2 separate regions of the Homo sapiens genome follow, and region 1 is linked to region 2. A link is a contact called in ENCODE Hi-C data. All regions are on one chromosome and are shown on one strand. Each heading gives the region's core, a stretch centred on a gene start or an enhancer-like site at or near the end of the contact. The rest is flanking DNA. Distances are from core to core; before and after follow the strand shown.

Evidence for each region. Hi-C counts contacts between places; a loop is a spot of excess contacts on that map. Pooled maps may share reads with other maps.
Region 1: a loop to region 2 is called in a map of GM12878, with 3 times the contacts of the local background. The contact joins the enhancer-like site here to the promoter of MAPRE2 in region 2. A Hi-C loop is called at or near these places in 1 of 168 maps with a recorded cell type or tissue (GM12878), 3 of 37 single-sample maps with no recorded cell type and 14 of 50 pooled maps.

What each region holds. Positions count from the first base shown.
Region 1 is chr18:35,615,454-35,618,519 of GRCh38, reverse strand. All of the region lies in intron 1 of GALNT1 (polypeptide N-acetylgalactosaminyltransferase 1), which reads right to left. Among named protein-coding and RNA genes, the nearest start is that of MIR3975, 25 kb to the right of the region's middle. Within about 2 kb of position 1,464, at least 20 of the 41 ENCODE cell types and tissues checked have a DNase peak (open chromatin) inside an H3K27ac peak, as active enhancers do; they include GM12878, where a contact is called at or near this core.
Region 2 is chr18:35,040,064-35,043,080 of GRCh38, reverse strand. MAPRE2 (microtubule associated protein RP/EB family member 2) reads right to left here and starts at 1,668. Exons shown (of 7, transcript NM_014268.4): 1 at 1,420-1,668. The coding sequence starts at 1,541. RefSeq lists an enhancer at 1,559-1,708.

The DNA.
Region 1 (3,066 bases), core at 215-2,714, 580 kb before region 2:
TACACTAAACAGTTACACATGTTTGTCTTTATTACCCATAATGCAACTAAAAGATAAATTTTTTGCAGATGTCATTTCTCCACTTGAGCTTTAGAGAATTTAAGAATTAAGTTCATCCATGAGCAGTCTTTTTCAAACACACATTACAGTCTAGTCTCAAGCTTCCTTCTTGAGACCCTAACCATAAATTCAAGAGGAATAACTAAAATTTTTTAAAGATGTATTTAAACTAAACATACCAAAGAATATATACTTTTTAATGAATACAAGATTATTTTACAGGTTTAGACTACATTTAATGTAAATAATGTTAATTATGAATGAAAATGATGTAAAATTATTTTCCTAATGGTACTGCACATAATGCTATCTCATTGCACAAGAAAAATCAGAGCAGTTAACAGTTTTGCATTTTGCTGTGCTGTTAACTGCAGTAGTGCTCTCTATACATGTTAAGTGCTTGGCTATCAAAAAAAAAAAAAAAGAACAGCAAAGCAGTCTTAAAAGATGAAACCTTTATCTGCTAGAGCAAAGTTTATGGTTTCATTATAAAGAACCCTAATCTGAAGAGTTATCGAAAAGAAAAGAAGAAGAGAAAGGGAGAGAAATAATTTTTAAAATAGGTATTGTTTTTATTTTTTTAAGGAAAGCTTTTTTAAAAAAACTAAATGTGCTATGTTGATCTTGTTTTGAGTTTTGAATCTACAAATCAACTTAAAAAGACACTTTAGGGACCACTGAGGAAATATGATTATGAACTGGGTTACAGATGCTACTAAGCAATCACTGTTAATTAGGAATGTTAACAGCATTGTGGTCATATTCAAAATGTTCTCATTTTAAAGGATCTATACTGAAGAATGTTAGAGGTAAAATGACATGATGTCTTCCATTGCTTTAAAATACTTGGGCTTAAGAGCAGGGGAGTGAGGTTAGATTGAGAGGTGGAACACAAGTGGGAAAATGTGTTTGCTGAATCTGGAGAATGGATACAGGTTTAAGAGGGCTCGTTTCACTGTTCTGTCTACTTTTATATATGTTAGAATTTCTCGAAATATGATGTTAAAACAAAGAAGTAACTTTTAAACGTGTTTCAGATAGCTAAACGCTAAATTAGGATTTAACATCTTACTTTGGATTTAACATCTTACTTTGGCAGGCCAAATACTGCATACACTGGTGTTCTGTGAACAAAAGCAAGGCATATAGTAGACATTTGTTCACTTAACAAATTTGTTAACTGCCCTACTATATGCCAAGCATTTTACCAGACCATATGAGAACAAAGATGAGTTAGACAACATCACTGTCCTTAGGGAGGAAATGGTCAATATAAATACCTGTAATAAATGATTCTTGGTGGTGTGAGAGAAGAGTCTAGAGAACAGTAGCCACAGACAGGAAATGGAGGGGGGAGCTGTCTGAATGCCTGCAATGCGCCGCTTGCATTACATTCACCCGTCACTGCTGCTCAAATGGGGAAGGAACTACTCATAAAGTTTTGTTTGTTTTCATACCACACCTCACTCTGGCATAAATGAGTCAGGATCTATGGTTACAGGGTTCCTCAGTGGCTTAGGCATTAGAGAGAGAATTTTATCCTAATAACAACCCTTTCAAGTGGGTTTTATCTTCATTTTCAGCTGAGGAAGCTGAAGAGTCAGAAGTTTGAGGGGTGGACCATACTAGAGGACTGGAAGGTCTGAGAAGTCACAGAATTTGAAGAGTGGTGCCAATACAAAGGAGGAGAGAGCTCTGAAAAAGGAGTCTGAGACGATGCTAACTGCCACAGAGAAAGATTACGTGACACTGGAAGCTGTTTCTGCCAAGTATTCAGCAAGCTACCATGAATGTGGAGATTAAAACACAACACTAAAACACTAGAAGGTTTTACAACCTGTGCTAAGCAAAAGGAATCAAACATTACTCAAGACTTCAGGTGAGGATATGCAAGCCTTAGTACTTCTCATTAGCCATATGCAATGCAGGTCAGATAAAAAAAACACCCAGTGTCCAAAGCAATAACAGCTATATTTCTTTTAATAGAGATATAAATTAAACAGGAGAATAAAAGCATAACAACAATTACCAAGCACTTACTGTGTGCTGAGCACTTTGATGGGCACTGTATAACAATACTCCCAACAACCCAGTAAGCCAGGTACTATTATGCACACCATCTTACAGATAGGAAAACTGACACTTTAAAAAGTTAGGTAATTTGGCCAGCGTCACATAGACTATACATGTCAAGGCCAGAATTCAAAATTAGTCAGGTCCCAGCAACTATGATGAAACCCACAAACCTGTATCCTTTACCTTGTCTACCTCTGCAATTTACATAAATTAAATCATATTATAATGTATTCTTCTGCTACCTTTTAAATCCAACATTACGTTTTTAAGACTCATCCATATTGATGTAGTTCACTAACTTTGGTGTCATAGAGCAAGGGGTGGCAAACTAGTATTTTTGTAAATAAAATTTTATGGGAATGCAGCCACTCTCATTCATTTATATATGGTTTACAGCTGCTTTTGCACTACAACGTCAAAGTTGTTGGCCTTTACAGAGACTGTACGGCCTGCAAAGGCTAAAATACTTACTATCTGGCCCTTTACAGAAAAGTCTGCCAACCTCTGCCATGGAGTAGTGCAGTGGTATACTTGACAATGTCCAACTTTTACAATTTTGTCAATGTAGCTTTAATTTGTATTTCCCTGAAAACAACTGTTTACTGGCTATTCATTTTTCTCCTAAGAAACAGCTCTTGCTTTCTTCTGCCATTAACTGTTTTCACACTTACGTATGTATGCGTACTGACATATGGGTGTGTGCATTACTGATTCTAAAAATCCTTATCCTTTGTATGCAAAATATATTCTACTTGTGTATTTGTGACTAGTCTTTACACTCTCCTTTCCATGCACACAAAACCCAAGAGATCTTAATTTTAGTACAGCCAAATTAATAAACCTTTTCCTTCAACAATTGTGCTTTTGGCTTCCAAAGCCTGAGGTCTAAAATACTCTCTAATATTTTATTCTGGAGGCTTAAGTTTTGCC
Region 2 (3,017 bases), core at 419-2,918:
ACTTGAAATCTGTAAGAATGCCATATCAACACATTAGTTGGAACCATAAGGCATGAGATTTTGGTGACCTCATGGGCACAGCCAAAATTAACTCCAAGTATTTATGTAACTGCCAGAGATGACAGGGCAAAGGTTGCTTATAATTTTTTTTTTTTTGAGTCAACAAATACTGCATTTCTTTGGCCAAAGAGAAAGGAAGTAGGGTACTTTCTGGTTCTATTTTGTGATATGCAACATTTACACACACAATATTCTACCCATAATACCATCTGAATGTTTAGATGACGGCTCTAAAAAGGAAAAAAAGAGTTATTTCCTGTTGCTCATCAGCTGAGAGGATGCGCTTTAGAGGTATGTGTGCTCTGCCTCAAAGCAAAAGCATTGTTAGCGTTTATCAAGGTAACATTTAAAAATAACTACCCCAGTACAAAAGAACTTCAGAGGAAATATGACCGAAGCTATCAGTCTCCCTTCAAGTCTGGCCTTGAGCTGCATAAGACTCTAGCTGCATTCTCCATTACATTGTTATCCTTATCAAACAATGCAAACAATTTTAATGAGCTTATCTACTGGAACATATTGCCAGATATGTTAATGTAAAAATGATGCCAACCGTACAGGCCAACTCATTAATCAAAAGGCTCACAATACAATGACCAAGATCAGTCCCATCCTCAAAACAGACCTCAGCAAAAGACCAGGAATCACCTTCCTACTGTAAATAAGAAGGAAAGGCTCCCCCACCCAAGCGGTGGCCATAAACTCCTTAGAAAATGCATAACAGCGCCCAGTTTTTTTCAAGTCCTTTGCAGTCCAGTCTCTTTCTAATAAACCTAGGGTTCTATGGAGAAAATTTTGGTGAATGTCTGACACTATCACCTCTGCTGTCAATCCCTGCACCAATCAGCGAGCAGAATTCTTACAAAGCTCCATCAATCTGGCGGTTTAACATCACAGACTGCAGCTTAATCTAGAGGATTCCATCTTTCCTGCACACTCTCCAGGTTAAGCGCAAACGTTTTTCTCCCCACCCTCCCGTTTTCTGCCTTTTGGCACTGCTACCTAATGGCTCCTTTAAAATCTAAAAGGGAAGGAGGAAAGGAAGTGCTACTGCCTGTCTCCCTTTGGACAGCGGGGGAAAACAGCATGCATTTTTATCAGTGTGGAAGGAAAGAGATGGAGGGAGACCCCTCGAAGGCAGCAAACCTATTCACAAAATGCTTTCCATCTGCAGTCGCGGAGCCTCAATGCAAACCCAACATGACACATGGAAACAGATACCAAATAATCACAACCGCCTTCACAAATGCATGCCTGCAGCAGGGGTCGCAGGCAGTGTCTGCTCCATTATATAACGGGCTGGATTTCCGCGCGCCCTCACGGCGGTCCCCGGCGCTGCTCTCGTGCCAGCCCCATTACCTGTAGGAACGCTCCCCGCGCACTGTGTGCTTCCGGAAAGGAATGATGGTCCCGTTATTATCCTGGATGATGTCGTTGTTGTTCTCGCCATTTGGGGACAGGGTTTGGGTCGGCCCAGGCATTGGCGCACTCCCGAGAAGGGGAACAAACCGCTGTGGGCTGGCTGGTGAGGAAGGTGGCTGCGTCTTCCCGCTCGCTCGCCTGCTCCGCACGGACCGTGCCTGCCGCCTGCTCGCTCACTGCCTTCTCCCAGCTCTCGCTCGCGCCCCGCCCTCCTGCGGCCCCGCCCTCTGGCAGCTGACGTCAGAGCGCCGGCAGCAGCACCCTGGTCACGTGGCCAGCCTGTTGCCATGGCAACCCGCTAACTCATCACCTCGCCTCAATTCGCACAGGGTCGCGGCGTGACCACGCCAGCAGCTCCAGGCAGGCACCGGGGCAGGCCTACATCTGGCATGTAAAACCCCAGGCCACCCTGCAGCCCCCCTCGCAGACTCGCCTTGTCTGAAAACCAGCTCTTCCTCTAACCATTTCCTTTCCGACCCGTGCTGCCACTGCAGCTGTGTACACAAAAGAACGATTCATGCAAAGGGGTGTGGGAGACCCTTTAACTCCTTCAATACCAAGTTTTTATGCCATGACAATTAAACTTGGTCAGGTTTCAGAAAAACCTAAAAAGGACCTGGTGGCCAGCTTGTAGAAAAGGTATCAGACTAAGGTTAAAATTTCTGCCTTTCTCCCTTTCTCCAAATAGCAGCAACCATCTCCCCAAAAACAAGCCAAAAAGCTAAAAACCTACAAGGAAGCTGTATTTCCTTCTAATCAATGTAGCCTTTAATAATGTGAGGATTAAAGATGGCAAATTAAGAGATCATCTGTACAAAGGAATCCCCAAAGAGGGTTTTTCTTTTAAAAAAAGATAACCACCATTTTACCAGTTACCCAAAACCCTCCAATTCAAATTCTTTATGCTGCCTCCTGATACAGATCATTAATTCATTGACATTTATTCTATTTCCATTTGAATTACAAAAGTGATCACCTCACTTAGTATTTGAAAGTGCTTAACATTCAAGCTGTTCTATATCCTTGCAATACCGCTTTCAAATATATTGGCTATGTGACAGATACTATTATTATTCCCATTTTAAAGATGAGTAAACTAGTAAGATTAAGTAAACTGCTTAAGGTCACACAGCTAGGAGTGGTGAACTGGAGCTTCCAAGTGACATGGTTTTATCAATGTGACTGGACAGTAATGATCTGTAATGTGAGCTCAATAAATATTATAAATCAAGGTAAGAATCAAGTACTTCCAAGATGACTGTTGTGAAAAGATAACTGTGAACAGAATTGCTAGCACTGTGCAGTCTACGGATTAGATTATAAACTGAAAAGACCCTGCATATGTTCAGTACTGTCCTCCAGAGAGGAGAGATTTTTTTTTTATTATTATTTTTTAGAGGCAGAGTCTCGCTCTGTCACCCAGGCTGGAGTGCAGTGGCGCAATCTCAGCTCACTGCAACCTCCGCCTCCTGGGTTCTAGTAATTCTCCTGCCTCAGCCTCCTGAGTAGGTGGGATAACAGGCGCACGCCGCCAC